2 separate regions of the Homo sapiens genome follow, and region 2 is linked to region 1. Evidence: read pairs that join two places in POLR2A ChIA-PET (ENCODE). Cell type or tissue: PC-9. All regions are shown on one strand. Links, peaks and the distances in the headings refer to the core of each region. The heading gives the core; the rest is flanking DNA.

Region 1 (8,338 bases), core at 149-8,148:
GAAGTTGAGCATTCCATTGGTTTCTTCTGCTGTTACATGTAAGGGCACAAGATAGGAATCACAGCTGCTTTTTTTATTGTCCCTTGAAACCCCTACATTTCTCCTCTGCAAAAGAATTTATCTTAAATACAATTTTTACTATATAGATTATTATTCCATGTCCTAGCAGAGAGAATTCTTTTAGGAGGTTTTTAAAGCTAAAGTGTCTAAATGTTTTTCTCATTGTCTGGTCCTGCTAGTCCTGCTCACAGCTGCCTGGGCCTAGGATCTCATGGTAGTATCACAGTTTCACACACTGACCTCTGTCCTCATCTCAGTATAGCTTCCCTTCTCACTTGCTGCATTATTCAGTTTCTTATCATCGACCATGGATCTTGTAATGCCATCGGTACTATTTTTTTTTGAAGGCTATATCTTTAAGTAGATGGCAATATTCCATCATTCACTTTTTATAAAATTGAAGCTGCAGGTGGCCGGGTGCAGTGGCTCATGCCTGTAATCCCAGCACTTTGGGAGCCCGAGGTGGGCAGATCACGAGGTCAGGAGATCGAGACCATCCTGGCTAACATGGTGAAACCCCGTCTCTACTAAAAATACAAAAATTAGCCGGGCGTGGTGGTGGGCGCCTCTAGTCCCAGCTACCTGGGAGGCTGAGGCAGGAGAATGGCGTGAATCCGGGAGGTGGAGCTTGCAGTGAGCCGAGATCGCGCCACTGCACTCCAGCCTGGGCAACAGAGCAAGACTCCGTCTCAAAAAAAAAAAAAAAAAAAAAAAAATTGAAGCTGCAGGTAACTCCGTGTGCTTATGCAGCTACTTTAGAAACTGAAATGTTCCCACTCCTTAGATAGATTCTTACATTTGGCTCTAATAGCACACACAGGATGTGACTTTGGAGAAGAAGGAAGATCTCTTGCCATTTGGCACAGCTTTGGAGAACCAATGTTTCTGGGAGATCTTGATTTTATTAACATTTGGAGACCTACAAGTTTAAAGAGCTACAGAAACCTTTATACTCTTTGCTTGAGAGACATGAGGATGCAACTTAAAAATGTTATAATTTAAATGTTAGAAATTGACTAGAGATGTATACCAATGAAAAGGAAAATGCTTAGTTAAGCATGATCATTGTTTACATGTGTTATAGGAACTTAAGTTTAAAATTTATATTTATCTTTCTTACAACCTAAGAGCAAATAATGCTTTAAAGAGAGATTTTAAAAGTTAGTATGAGTTAATATGGGAGGGCAAGGAATAACAGGGATATGTAAAGCCCCTTCAGCTACATGTACAGAGGCCAACTACAAGAGACATCATTGAGGAAATCTGGGAAAAGTAAGTGTCCATGTCTAGGGTGATGGAATGTCTGAGTGAGAGAAGAGGACCCTTAAGTTGAACAGGTTCAGAGTGAGATTGCTTCCAGTTTCTGCTCAGGGATGTAGAGAGCCAGAAACAGCATCACCCCAGACTTAACAACAGAAAAATCTAGATGAAAGGCAAGTTCAAGACCTTTCTTGACTTCAGAGTGCTGAGGTTACAGAGCAGCCAGCAGGCCTAAAATCTAAGGAGAGAAACATATTTGCAGGGAGGAGCAAGATGCAGCACTGGATTCCAGTGCACCGACAGCCTGAGTCAAGTAACTTGCAAAAGACAGACCCTCTCGAAGGCACAATGCCAAGGAAAGACCAAAAGCTGAAAGTGGAGCAGATACTGAGAAAAAACAAAAAAATTACCCACCAAACCAGCCACCAGCTGAGGCAAGAAGTATAACTAGAGGAATTTGAAAGCTGTTGTACATGCTGTAGAACCATTACAATACTCAAACCTGGCCTAAAAAATAGATTAATTCAGAGGTCTAAAAGAAGGAAAGGCATGCCCAGTCTCTGTGTCCTACACAAGTTACACAGTTCTCAACAAGAAATTATGTAGCATATGATGGGCAAGAAGGGAAAAAAGAAACCTCCCAAGAGACAAAACCATCATCAGAACAAGACTCAGAGAGGACACAGAAGTTGGAACTATCTGACAGGGAAAGTAAAATAATTATGAATGATGTATTAAAGGCTAGTGGACAAAGTGGGCACCATGCAGGACCGGGTGGGTAATCACAGCGTAGAGATGGGCATGAAAGAAACCCTCAAATGGAAATGTAACATCTGTAACATCAATGCCAGAGATGAGGAACGCATTTGATAGCACTCAACACAGCCTGGAAAAGAATCATTATTCAAGCTGAAACAGAGAAAGAAGAATGAAGCAAACAGAATAGAGCATTCTAAGAATTTGGAGACAGCCTCAAACTGTCCAACATAGGTGTAATTGGAATCTCAGAAGAAATAGTTGAAGAAATAACAGTCAGGAATTTTCTACTGAGCCAAAGACCATCAAGTAAGTTAAATACAGAACAAAAACAAAACAAAACACTTGGGCATATCATATTCAAACTGATGGAAAAAAGAAAATCTTGAAAGCAGAGAAAAAAGACAGATTACATACAGAGAAACAAAGACAAGAATTGTAACAGACATTTCTTCAGAAACCATGCACACTAAAAAGACAATAGAGTAGCATCCTCAACCAGAAAAACTGTCAGCACAGAATTCTATACCTAGTGAAAACGATATGTAAGAAAATAAAGGTGATATAAAGATTTTCTCAAAAATCATGGGAATTTATTTCCAGCACACTTACTCCACAAGAAATGCTAAAGGAATTTCTTAGAAAGAGTATGATACCAGACCAAAAACTTGGATCTACACAAAGAAGTGAAAAGCACTGGAAAGGGAATAAATGAAGATAAAATAAATTCTATTTTTTAATTTTTAAAATTAATCATAAAGATAATGGACTAAAGCAAAACCAGCAAACTGGATTTATAGCATATATAAAAGTAATCTTTGTGACAACAATACTACAGAGGGTGGGAGGAAGTTATTGGGAATATACTATTAGTTCCTTATACTGTATTTGAAACAGTATTTTATTATTTGGAGGTAGACACTGAGTACTCAAGAATATATATTGGAAACTTTAGGAAAACAATTCGAAAATATTTTTTAAGTATAAATAATAAGTTAATAGAGGAGGTAAAATGGAATTTAAGACACTTAACCCAAAATGGTGGTCAGAAACCAAATGGACTGAAGCCGGGAGTGGTGTTATGTGCCAGCTACTAAGAACACTGAGGTGAGAGGATCACTTGAGCCCAGGAGTTCGAGTCCAGCCTGGGCAACGTAGCCATACTTCATCTCTAAAAATACACTTAAATAGCAAATGGAACAAACAGAAAACAGCTAGTGGCTGGCATATTTTAATCCAGCAACATCAGCAATCACTAATGTACTGAATATATGAATCATATTCAATCCAGTTATTCATATTCAATATTAATAATCTCCGTACACTAATTTACAAGACTGAAATCGTCAAATTGGATGAAAAGATCCAGCTACATACTATCTACAAGAACCCATTGTGAAAATAAACATAGGTTAAAAGCAAAAGAGTAGAAAAGATATACCATGCTAACACAGAAGAAAGCGGGAAGCTGTATTATTACACAAAGTAAACTTCAGAACAAGGAATGTTAGTAGAGTTAGAAAGAGAGACTGTGTAACAGATAAAGGAGTTGATTCCTTAGGAACATAGAACAGTCTTACATGTTTATGTATCTAATATCAGAGCTGTTTATTCTCTAGCCATAATGGATTAAACTAGAAATCAGTAACAGAGGTATCCAGAAAATCCTCAAATGTTCAGAAATTAAATAACTTCATACTTACAAATAATCCACAGGTCAGAGAGGAAGTTTCAAGGGAAATAAAAACATTTTGGGCCGGGCGCAGTGGCTCACGCCTGTAATCCCAGCACTTTAGGGGGCCGAGGTGGGCAGATCACAAGATAAGGAGATCGAGACCATCCTGGCTAACACGGTGAAACTCTGTCTCGACTAAAAATACAAAAAAAAAAAAAATTAGCCAGGCATAGTGGCACACACCTGCAGTCCCAGCTACTCAGGAGGCTGAGGCAGGAGAATTGCGTGAACCCAGGAGGTGGAACTTGCAGTGAGCCAAGATCCCACCACTGCACTCCAGCCTGGGCGACAGAGCGGACTCCGTCTCAAAAAAAAAAAAAAAAAAAAAAAAAATTGAATTGAACAAAATGAAAAGAGAACATAAAATATGTGGGATATACCTAAAACACTGCTTAAAGGGAAATTTACAGCACTGAGTGTTTATATGGAAAAAAGAAGAATGGTCTCGACTCAGTAATCTAAGCTTCCTCCTTAAAAATAAGAGAAAAAAGAACAAATTGTTTCACAAGTAAGCAATAAGAAGGAAATAATAAAGACCAGATATCAATGGAATTGAAGAGAAACTAAGTTAAATCAAAGGGTAATAAAATTAATAAGTCTTTAGCCATACTGAACAAAAGAAAAGAAAGGAAGGACAGGTTGGACTTTATCAAAATTTAAAACTTCTCCTTTTTGAAAGAGACTGATAACTATGGCCATACCACCCTGAACGTACCCAATCTTATCTGAAAGGCACTGATAAGACAAATGAAAAGACAAAATAGTTGCAAATGATATATACAATAATGAAGTTATATCCAGTGTACATAAAGAACGCTCAAAACTCAAGAAGACAACCCAATTAGAAACATTTTTCCAAAGAAGATACATAAACAGTAAATAGCATATGAAAAGATGCTGAACCTAAGTCATTAGACAAAAAAAATGTAAACCATATGAGATAACACCACACATCTGTGAGAATGGCTAAGTTTTTTTAAAAAACTGACAAGTGTTGACAAGGACACAGAGTGACCAGAGCACTCACCTATTGTTGGAGGTAATGCCAAATTGTACAGCCACTTTGGGAAAGTTTGACATTTCCCATAAAGTTAGACATACTCTTACCATGTAACTTAGCAATTCTATTCCTAGTGATTTACCCAACTGAAATAGAAACTTAAGTTCACGCAAAAACCTGTACATGAATATTTATTACACTGTTACTCTCCAAACACAGAAACAACCCAAATGTCATTCAGCAGGAGAATGGATAAGCTATGTGTATCCACACAGTGAAATGCTACTTAACGGTGAAGAGAAATGAACTTGATTCACAGACCATTGTATATATAAATCTTAAATACATTTCATTAAGTGAAAGAAGGCAGAACCAAAAGGTTACATATTGTACAATTCCATTCTGGAAAAGCGTTCTTTCTGGAATGCTCTAGCTCTGGAAAACAGATCAGTATTTACTATGATTGGGTAGAGAAGGAGGTGACTACAGAGGGACAGCTGTAAGGACATTTTTAAGTCATGGAAATGTTCTTTTGGTTACTGTGGTGATGGATACACAACTTTCCGTGCATTTGCCAAAACCCACAGATTTGTGCACTCCATCTCACCCCAAAATGCAGAGAGAACCCAAGATGAGATGCAGGCATTGACAACTGAGTCCAACTGCATTACAGATGACAGGCCTAAACACACGGAAGGGGTGGGGAAGAACGGAGCTCAGTAGCTTTGGAAAACAGTGCTTCAACTGTATCTCCTAGGGCTAAATACAAAATTATGAATGTGCACAAACACTGTACGCAAGTTGGTGTATTCGTTTCCCACCAGAGTATGGGTTAGCAATTCTAAAGCGACTTTATACTAGGGTTGAACAAATTGTGGAAGCCGCTATAGATAACGATGACCAGACTCCTCACTATCAGGAAAGCCACACAAAGCAGAAGGGAAGGAACTCCATGGTGCTGGATTGGCGCGAACAGTTTCAGTGTGGACTCATGCCCCTTTTGTTTAATATACAGAGGGATGGATAGACACGGGTTAGTATATTATACCAAATAAAGAATAAAACAGATGGTTCAGGCAAAGATTATCAAGGAATGAAATAGAGGTGAAAGGTTAATGGAGAACTTAAACTTTGAGAAGTTTAAAAGAAACAGAATACTTGCGTGATCTCAAAGTATTCCTCCAAAACATATTATTTATTACATTGTAAAATAGTAACTTTACACAGGACAAACAAACCTGAGAGACACCATGTTAACCAATGAACAAGGTAACAAAACATACTGACATCATGTACCCTGGGATGATGCACAAGGAAGGACACTGCACCTCCGCCGCATTCTCTCCCCAAATGCATAACCTCAATCTAATCATGAGAAGACATCAGAGAAACTCAAATCGAAGGCCATCCCACTAAAGTTCTGACCCTGAACGGAAAACAACATTGAGTGGTAAACTGATAAAATCCAAAGAAGGTCTGTTTTCCAGTTAGTAGAATGGTACCACTGTTCATTTCCTAGTTGGGGTCATTTTATTATGGTTGTAGACCATGGTAACATTAGTGGAAGCTGGGTGATGGGCATATAGGAACTCTATTGTACTATTTTTGCAACTCTTCAAGTCTAAAATTATTTCAAAATTAAAAGTTAAAAATCATTAATGAGTGAAAGGTAATACAGTCATTTTTCCATAATATGCTCTGAAAATAGAGAAGCCTCTTCCAAGCCAGCTAAAAATGACCAGCATCTAACACTTCTACAAAACTTCTCAGTAGTACATGACATAATTAGTTACTCCTTCCTTAAGAAAGTTTTCATTCTTGGTCGCTGTGAGGCCAAACCTTGCAGGATTTTCTGTTATCTTTCCAGCTACCCTTTTTCAGTCTCCTTTATTGGCTCATTGTCCTTTATAGGAAGTTTTTAGTGCTTAAGCCTGGAGGTTTTTTCTTCTCTCTAAACTACTACATCTACAATGGTGGCCACTTGCCACATGTGGCAATTTAAATTCAAATTCAATACAATTAAATGTAATACAATTAACATTTAGTTTCTCAGTTGCTTTAGCCATATTCCAAGTGTTTAATAGTTACGTTAGCACATATAATACTAGTCAGCACAAATAATCCATCAGTCATCACAGAAAGTTCTGTTGGACACAGGCTCCACCTGGGAGATGCTGTGTACTTCACACAGCATCACGTAAGATGCACAGGTCTTCCCACATTCCACCCTTAGTGATTGCCAGGGTTGATCAGTTGTACAGGAAGCGTCAGCTTAACATTGGAAAGCTCCCCATCAACCTTAAACCTATGGTTTCATTCCTTGATAATCTTTGTTGGAAATTTTTGTTTCATTCCTTATTTTTCTAAATACAATCGTAGCCATTCTATGTGTAATGTGCTCTGCACCTTATTTTATTCATTACGTGTTGTGGATATCTTTCTATTAGTGCATTTTAGATCTGCACTCATTTTTAATAGCCGCATGATATTCTGTTGATATATACATGATAAAGTGCCATGATTTAATTTTGGTAAGAAAGTATATGTTCTTAATTACATGCTGGGTACTTTTAATTGCACATCCCTTTATTCTGTTTCAGGTGAATGTAAGACCTTTACTTCCTTCCACCAAACACTGAAAAACAATAGTGTGTACACTGAGCCCTGTGAGGATTTGAGGAACGATGAGCACAGCCCATCCTATCAACAGATCAACTGTATCGACAGTGTCATCAGGTATGAGACCGCAAGTTTGGATACCATGTAAGTCTGTTCCGGAAGCATACACTGCCACTGTAGAGACTTCATAGAATTTTTAATAGCTGCTCTGACTTGGTTTTTCACTATAAATCAGTAGACGTTTATGGCGTGCCTAACACATACGCTGAACATTTCAGAAGGCACAAAAAGCTAGAAGATGCATTCCTTCTTTGAAGGAACTGTGGTATAGTTCAGAAGACAAGACCTAATTTTGTCAAAATTAAATGGTGTAAGGCAAGCTTCTCCAACCCATGGCCCACAGGCTGCATGTGGCACAGGACAGCTTTGAGTGCAGCCCAACACAAGTATGTAAACTTTCTTAAAACGTTATGAGATTTTTTTGTGTGATTTTTTTTTTTTTTTAGTTCGTCAGTTATGATTAGTATTAGTGTATTTTATGTGTGGCCTAAGACAATTATTCTTCTTCCAGTGTGGCCCAGGGAAGCCAAAAGATTGGACACCCATGGTATAAGATTTGAAGGTTAATTCAAGACCACAGTAAAAGAAATGTTACAATCCAGTGATTGAGGCTGGGATGGTCAGGGAAGACTTTATCAAAGAAGAAAGTACAAAGTATGCCAAACATAAGTGGCATGAGAAAAGCAAAGAGGTGGGAAATGGCACAATTAGGGAACAGGTAAGAATGTGTGGCCTAATTATGTTGTTACAGATACCTGAAGAGCTACAACATTCCAGCTTTGAAAAGAAAGTGTATCTCCTGTACAAATACAACTTCTTCCTCCTCAGAAGAAGACAAACAGAACCAC
Region 2 (8,338 bases), core at 334-8,333, 380 kb after region 1:
TTTCACATTTGTCAATCAGTGCAAGTTTGTAATGAAACTGCCTGTTACAACCAGCCTTTGCTGTAGCATAAACACCAGTGAGCCTGTTTGAAATAAAGTTTTTCTTCTTATTAAAAAAAAAAAAAAATCTGGAGCCTGGGCAAGGTGGCTCACCCCTGTAATCGCAACACTTTGGGAGGCTGAGGTGGGCGGATCGCCTGAGGTCAGGAGTTTGAGACCATCCTGGCCAACATGGTGAAACTCCATCTCTACTAAAAATACAAAAATTAGCCAGGCGTGGTTGTGTGTGCCTGTGGTCCCAGCTGCTCAGAAGGCTGAGGCAGGAGAATCACTTGAACCTGGGAGGTGGAGGTTGCAGTGAGCTGAGATCGTGCCACTGCACTCCAGCCTGGGTGACAGAGTGAGACCTGTCTTGAAAAAATAAATAAAATAAATAAATAAATAAATAAATAAACTGAAAAATAAAGTTAATGTTGACTATTTATGGTATGTAACATGATGTCACTGTTCTTAGTTTATATTTTATAACTCAAAAATCTCACCGTACTGGAAAGCTGTCTGTAGTGATATACTTCCCTCCTTGCTCACATTCCCAAGTTTGCACAGTGATTGATGGGAAAGGCAAAGCTGATCATAAATCATAGTTTGAACACCCCTCTAGGACCAAGACACTTTTCTCTCCCCTGGATCCGTGAGTTGCCAGTAGATGTCCTGATTTCGAAAGGGACCAGAGAAGAACTTGTGAATTAACAAGAAAAATGCATTGCACCTGGACAAACAACTCAACGCAGATGGCCTATAGAAGGGTCGGCCATGTTACGTTCCTATAGAGAGGCTAAACCATTGTTCAGAAAGCTCAGATGAACTGTTTACCATCTCCCCTGAGAATCAGACAAGAGGAAACTGGTTAAAATCACAACAGGAAGTTTACATTATAGTTTTTTAAAGTCTGCTGACAGTGAGTGGTCCTGGATAATATTATTGTGGTTCTGGGAGGATATAAATGCTTTGGTACCTATCCCCTGATGACAGAGAGGCTCTAGCACGTACATCTTGTGTGGGCTCGAAGAGTGCTTTTAAGTTCAAAACTTCAAATAGATGGAAGAGAGAGATCCAAACCTCCATGAAACCTGTTTAGGAACCTGCATCTCAGATGGAAACTCGAACGACAACAGATACCTGAATATTTGCCTAAGCAAACTTGGCTACAGCATTCTGCCCATGCTTGGTGCTGCTTCTCCAAAAGGCGACTCTGGCGTGTGTTGGGCGTTACATCATTCTCTCCTTCAGGGGCTTAAATGATGAAATATCAAGAGAGGGAATTAAATATATGGGATTGGGGGCTGTGAGACATTTAGCGACGATGACCTTACTCAAGATGACATAAGGAAGCTTATTCACCCCGCCCTTCCTTGTTTGAACAGTGACTCGGCCATGAGACTTGTTTTTAAAGCAACTAGAAATAGAATCTATCACTGTTTGCTATGATATCAAAAATGCGTGTCTTGGGCTGGGAAGTAGGAATACAACAAGGGAGTATGCTTTAAACCAGGCTGGAGTTTTGGAACATTTGCAGAAATAAATGTATATTCCAAAAGCAATGTCATCCTTTTTAGAACCCTTTCTTTGGGAAACATTAAAATACAGGACCACCCAGAATGAGCCTTGAGTACCTCGGGTTCAGAGAGCTTCCTGGGTGAACATAAAGGCTGTTGCCTCTGCCCTCAGGGCACGTCCGAGGAGGAACCCTAAATAGCTTAGGGTCCCAATCCTGTCCTTTTATTCCCATCTAATGTCAACATAAGGTAAGCATGAGGATTTCTTTTGGTATAACTGAATTACTCAGAAATCAGGAAAAACCAGTGAATCGATTAGGTATCAATTGAACTCCTGCTGCTACATATCTGTATCCAACCATGTGTAAGGCACCATGGGGGATCCAGAGGGACCCAGGACAGGATTCGTGCCTGCCTCCAAGGACTTTGATACAGCTAGAAGAGAAGAAAGGGACTTGAGCTCAGTGGCTCTGCTTGTAATCCCAGCACTTTGATAGGGTGAGGCGGGCAGATCACTAGAGGTCAGGAGTTCGAGACCAGCCTGGCCAATATGGTGAAACCCCGTCTCTACTAAAAATACAAAAATCAAAGCTGGGTGCGGTGGCTCACGCCTGTAATCCCAGCACATTGGGAGGCCAAGGCGGGTGGATCACCGAGGTCAAAAGTTCAAGACCAGGCTGGCCAACATGGTGAAACCCCATCTCTACTAAAAATACAAAAATTAGCTGGGCATGGTGGCACACACCTATAATCCCAGCTACTTGGGAGGCTAAGGCAGGAGAATCACTTGAACCTGAGAGATGGAGGTTGCAGTGAGTCAAGATCTCACCACTGCACTCCAGAGCGAGACTCCATTTCAATAAATAAATAAATAAACAAATAAATAGGCCGGGCGCGGTGGCTCACGCGTGTAATCCTAGCACTTTGGGAGGCCGAGATGGGTGGATCACGAGATCAGGAGTTTGAGGCCAGCCTGACCAACATGGTGAAATGTTGGTCTCTACTAAAAATACAAAAATTAGCCGGGCGTGGTGGCGTGCTCCTATAGTCCCAGCTATTCTTGAGGCTGAGGCAGGAGAATTGCTTGAATCCAGGAGGCGGAAGTTGCAGTGAGCAGAGATAACGCCACTGCACTCCAGCCTGAGTGACAGAGAGAGACTCTGTCTCAAAAAAAATAAAATAAAATAAAAAATAAAAAATAAGCAAATAAATAAAATAAAGAAAAAGACTTGTGAGAAAGAATCAGAAAGGAGAGAACGATGAATGGGAATATATTCTTAAGTAGCAGGAGAGCAGCGTGTCACAGGAAAATCAGACTGGCTGTAAATGTCCACGAATCTAAGGACCGTGGATGGGGGGGTCACATTGCCCGCGCAGGAGGCCACTGCAGGAATTCCAGTTTCTAGAGGTTTCTGGGAGCCTGCAGGAATGGTGAGGGACCTGGGCAAAATAGGGTTGGCTAGGAAGAAAGAGGAAGGGTAAGTTTGGGACACTGAACCCACTGATAATGGTGGGGTATGAAGGACGTGCCCTCTGCCAAGTAATCCTAAATATAGGTTTGGCATGGCCAAGCTGGAGGTGTGGATTTAGGAGTCACCATTCTGGCAGTGAAAAGTTAACATCAGGAGAATGGATGAGGACACTCAAATGAGAGCCTAAGAAGGACCCAGACATTCCTGCTTCCCTGCCTCCCTCTTCTCCCTCTCCCTCAGCCTAAACTCAGTCATCCAACAGAGATTTTATTGAGTATCTACTATATGCCAGGCAAGGTGTTAGACAAAATTGAAGAAGGAGACGGGGTGCGGTGGCTCACGCTTGTAATCCCAGCACTTTTGGGGAGGCCAGGACCAGAGGATCACTTGAGCAAAAGAGTTCGAGACCAGCCTGGGCAACATAGGAAGACTCGGTCTCTACAAATAATAAATAAATTAGCCGAGCATAGGTGCACACCTGGGGTCCCAACTACTCTGGAGGCTGAGTTGGGAGGATTGCTTGGGTCTGGGAGGTCAAGGCTGCAGTGAGCCATGACCCGCCACAGCACTTCAACCAGGGCGATAGAGCAAGACCCTGTCTCCAAAAAAAAAAAAAGATGAAGAAAGAGGAGGAGGAGTAACATGAAGATGAGAGAGAGGAAGAAGAAAGGAAGAAGGAGAGCAGGAGGGGGAGGAGGGAGCTCTTTCTTTCTTTCCTTTTTTTTTTTTTGTTTTTGAGACAAGGTCTGGCTCTATCCCCCAGGCTGGAGTGCCGTGGCAGATCATGGCTCACTGCAACCTCTGCCTCCTGGGCTAAAGCAATCCTCCCACCTCAGCCACCCAAGTAGATGAGACTACAGGTGCACACCACCACACCTGACTGGGATTATAGGCATGAGCCACTGCGTCTGGCCACTCTCTTTTTCTTTCTCTTTTCGTATCTTTTCTGCATCATTTGAGAGGGATTTGAAGGCTCTGTGGCCCTCGAGACTTCAGTGTATATTTCCTAAGAATTAAGATATTCTCAGCTGATGATTTTTTGCTCTCTAAAGAAAGAAAATATTTTTTATTAAAATATATATATATTTATATATATTTTCTCAGCTGGGTGTTGTGGCTCATGCTTGTAATTCCCAATACTGAGGCAGGAGAATTGCTTGAGGCCAGGAGTTCAAGACCAGGCTGGGCAACATGGCGAGACCCCATCTCTACAAAAATACAGAAAAATGAGCTGGGTGTGGTGGCACGTGCCTGTGGTCCCATGACTCGGGAGGCTGAAGTGGGAGGATCACTTTAGCTGGGGAGGTGGAGGTTGCAGTGAGTTGAGCACTCCAGCCTGGGCTACAGAGTGAAACGCTGTCAAAAAAAGAAAAAAGAAAAAAAAGATACTCTCTTATACATGCAGTATAATGATCAAAATCAGGAAATCCAACATAAACAGAATGCCCTTATCCAGCCCACAATCCACACTTGAATTTCATCACCCGTCCCTGCAGCTTTCCTGGCGGGCCTGGGCCCTGATCCAGGATGGCCGAGTGCTGAGTCATGCACCCCTCTTCACCCGAAGCTCCTCCGCCCACACCTTGTACAGGCGCCTTCTTATCTCCCAGGTCCGAGTCTAACCGCAGCTCCCCACCTGCTCATCCTTACGGGGGCGGAGATGCGGTCTCACAGTGCCTGGCTCTGTAACTTCAAAGCACGTGTCCACATCCTGGTCTGTCCTGTCCTCTCCACGAAAAGTGATCCCCAGGGTCAGGGTGTGCCTCGTTGCCACTGCAGGGACTGGGCATCCAGACCCTGCAGGGGGGACACTGGGATCACCATCGGCCTCTCTGCTCATGAGCTGCGTGACCTTGGGCAACTTAGCCCTTTTGTGCAGCTGTAAAATGAGGATGGTGGCTGCACCCCATCTGGAGTTTTCTGAGAGGCAAACGGGTCTGTTATGAGAATCCAATGAGTCCTTATGTGTAAAGCACTCAGGACAGTGCCGGGCACATAGAAAGTGCTCAGTAGGCCCGGCACGGTGGCTCACACCTGTAATCCCAGCACTTTGGGAGGCTGAGGTGGGTGGATAACTTGAGATCAGGAGTTCGAGAATAGCCTGGCCAACATGTCAAAACCCTGTCTCTTCTAAAAATATAAAAATTAGCCAGGCGTGGTGGCATGCACCTGTAGTCCCAGCTACTTGGGAAGGTGAGGCAGGAGAATTGCTTGAACTCAGGGGGCGAGGTTGCAGTGAGCCTAGATCACACCACTGCGCTCCAGCCTGGGTGACAAGAGTGAGACTCCATCTTTAAAAAAAACGAAAGTGCTTAGTAACCAAGAGCCCTCTCCCCCACTTTCCTCCTCCCCTTCTCCTCCTTCTTCCTCTTCCTCCTCCTTCATATTCATCCTCACCATCTAGCATAGTGCCTGGCACACAGTAGATACTCAAGGAAACCCCAGCAATCTCTTCAGCAGTGGGAGGGCACAGAAACAAGCGTGGGGAAGACGGGCAGAGCATTTAGAGCTGGGGCCATCATCTTACCAAGCCCCGCCATTCTGCACACCATGAACAATTGGAAGAGTCAAGTAATAGGGAGTTTGTGGACACAAAAGAGGAAAGAATGCGTTTCCTTTTTTTTTTTTTTTTTGAGACGGAGTCTCACACTGTCGCCCAGACTGTAGTGTAGTGTAGTGGCACGATCTCGGCTCACTGCAAGCTCCACCTCCTGGCTTCATGCCATTCTCCTGCCTCAGCCTCCCGAGTAGCTGGGACTACAGGCGCCTGCCACCACGCCCAGCTAATTTTTTGTATTTTTAGTAGAGACGGGATTTCACCATGTTAGCCAGGATGGTCTCAATCTTCTGACCTCATGATTCGCCCGCCTCGGCCTCCCAAAGTGCTGGGATTACAGGAAGAACGCGTTTTCAACCGCAGGAGATGGAAGCACCTCAACTTGATCTCATGCATATAAAGGTGTTGGAGTGCGGGCCGTGCCACGACTGGCATAGCCACACTCTGCCTGCCTGCATGTGTCCATGTCACGGAGGGAAAGGAGAGACCTTCTGGATTGATCCACAGGTTATCAGGGCAAGTTCGTCACCATCACAATCATCATGACAGCTCCCATGGATTAAACACTTCTCTGCACAAGGCTCAGTGCTGCACACTTTGCGTGATGATTTCTGTCCTTATTGTGGGATGTTCCCCCTTTGCAGGTGCGGAATCTCAGGCTCAAAGAGACTGAGGCCACACAGGTCATCAGTGGCCGAGCTGAGATTAAGCAAAGGGTCTGGCTGGGCACGGTGGCTCACGCCTGTAATCTCAGTACTTTGGGAGGCTGAGGCGGGTGGATCACCTGAGGTCAGGAGTTCGAGACCAGCCTGACCAACATGGTGAAACTCCCCCTCTACTAAAAATACAAAATTAGCTGGGTGTGGGTGGCACATGCCTGAAATCCCAGCTACTTGGGAGGTTGAGGCAGGAGAATCGATTGAACCCAGGAGGCGGAGGTTGCAGTGAGCCAAGATCGTGCCATTGCACTCCAGCCTGGGCAACAAGAGTGAAACTTGGTCTCAAAAAAACAACAACAAAAAAAAGCAAAGGGTCTGAGAAAGTGGAGGGCAGAGCCTGTGGGAGAGGAAGTGATCTTGGCCTTCCCCAGACTGGAAGTTAGAAGAGACAATGGAGAAGCAGCAATATGTTGAGCTGAATGGAGCAGGCTCAGGGCCCATGCTGAACGAGGGCTCCATTGCTGGGTCCTGTGCATAGTTTTCTGGGGAAGACAGTGGGCAGCAGCCTCGGAAGCCAAGCAGAAGACCACCCATAATAGGAGCTGGGGGATTTTGCTAGGCGGAAAATGGAAGGTGAATAAAAAGATTGGCCAACACCAGCAGCTTGAGTCTATGATGGTGGGAGGGCCGGGCCCTGCGTCTCCCCGGAGCCTTCCGTGACTTGGGAATGGAGAGGGTGTCTGGAGGGGTCCCCGGCAGGAGCTTGGTGAACATGCAGCTGGGACAGGTTGGAAAGGGCTCTGTGGTGGAGAGAGGGTCGGGTACCCAGGATGGCCTTCCACATGGTAAGTCAGCATCCCTTGTTGATTTAGGAGGGAGTTCAGGCCCTCAGTAAACTAAGAGCGGTGACGACCCAGGGAAGGAGGGCCAAGGTCAGAACCTTTGGATGTGTGCCTGCGGGGAGTGGGGAGGAGAAAGGGCCCTGGAGCAAAGGGGCCAGAGGAGCGGGAAGGTGAGCATGACCCTGCTGCGCCCAGAGGCCCCAGGAGGTAGGGGTTTGCAGAGTCAGGCAACAGGGGTTCCTGGAGGACAGGCCAGGCCACCCTGGTGATCGGGAGCCCGTGGGGGACTCCAGTTCTTTCAGTTGCCTGATGTCAAGGAATGAAGGACAGGGAGGAGGATGTCACATAGGCACTAGCTAACATTTAAAATGCAGGAAGCACAAAATGTGTCAACCAAACTGGTTTTTTCTTTCTGAGCTGTGAGGAACCGAGGCTGACCTGCCTCGGCCCAATATTACAGAGGACGGAGTGTCGGGGGTGATGGGCCTGGCTGTCCCCCGGGGTCAGGAGTGCTGACTTCATGGGATGTCGCTCGATCCCCTGGAACCAGCCTGCCTGGAAGTTATGCTCAGGGTAAACTTTTTTTTTTTTTCCTGAGTTGGGGTCTCAGTATGTTGCCCCAAATGGAGTGCAGTGGCACCATCTCTGCTCACTGCAACCTCCACCTCCCAGGCTCAAGCGATCCTCCCATCTCAGCCTCCCGAGTAGCTTGGACCACAGGTGCGCACCACCTGACCCGGCTCATTTTTTGCATCTTTAGTAGAGATAGGAGTTTTGCCATGTTACCCAGGCTGGTCTTGAACTCCTGAGCTCAAGCAATCCTCCTACCTCAGTCTCCTAAAGTGTTGAGACTACAGGTATGAGCCACTGTGCCCGGCCCAGGGTAATCTTGATTGTCACCGGGACCCAAAGGTGGAATAATAACATGGACTTCCGAGAGTCTTGACAGGCTTCGCTAATTTGAATGGAATGCAGTCACTGGATGAGGGTACAGAGAATCCCTGAGCAGAATCCTGGGTGTTTGTTTCTTTCCTGTGGTCCTGCCCTGCCCAGGCCTCTGAGAAATGCAGAGCCTTTCCTCTCCCCATCCCTCCCTCTCCCTCAGAGGTGATTTTGAAAGGTCTCAGCTTCTTATGCATACCCCTTGGGGTCAGGAGGTAAGAAGCTTTTTTATTTTAGGCCTCTGGCGGAAGATTAATGGGACTGCCCCTGGCGAGGTGGCAGAGGGCAGGTCTGGCTGAGAGCTTGTGTT

What was found. ChIA-PET counts read pairs that join two places held together with the same protein. Peaks named below come from ENCODE experiments on the same cell type or tissue, not always from the same donor. Only the 100,000 strongest peaks of a DNase experiment are listed, where the experiment ranks them.
Region 2: POLR2A ChIA-PET joins it to region 1 with 17 read pairs; 2 of 35 experiments call an interaction of 5 or more read pairs at or near these places.

Annotation. Positions count from the first base shown.
Region 1 is chr1:7,811,874-7,820,211 of GRCh38, forward strand. It overlaps PER3 (period circadian regulator 3), which reads left to right. Exons shown (of 22, transcript NM_001377275.1): 14 at 7,412-7,547; 15 at 8,242-8,338. All of the region lies in intron 1 of LOC124903833 (a long non-coding RNA gene), which reads right to left. Among named protein-coding and RNA genes, the nearest start is that of PER3, 32 kb to the left of the region's middle. In PC-9, for the core only: no CTCF peak of the experiment used is centred there; no DNase peak of the experiment used is centred there.
Region 2 is chr1:8,193,326-8,201,663 of GRCh38, forward strand. No RefSeq gene overlaps it. Among named protein-coding and RNA genes, the nearest start is that of LINC01714, 11 kb to the right of the region's middle. In PC-9, for the core only: no CTCF peak of the experiment used is centred there; DNase peaks (open chromatin) are centred at 1,356, 4,576 and 8,186; H3K4me3 peaks cover 1,046 bases; H3K27ac peaks cover 7,803 bases.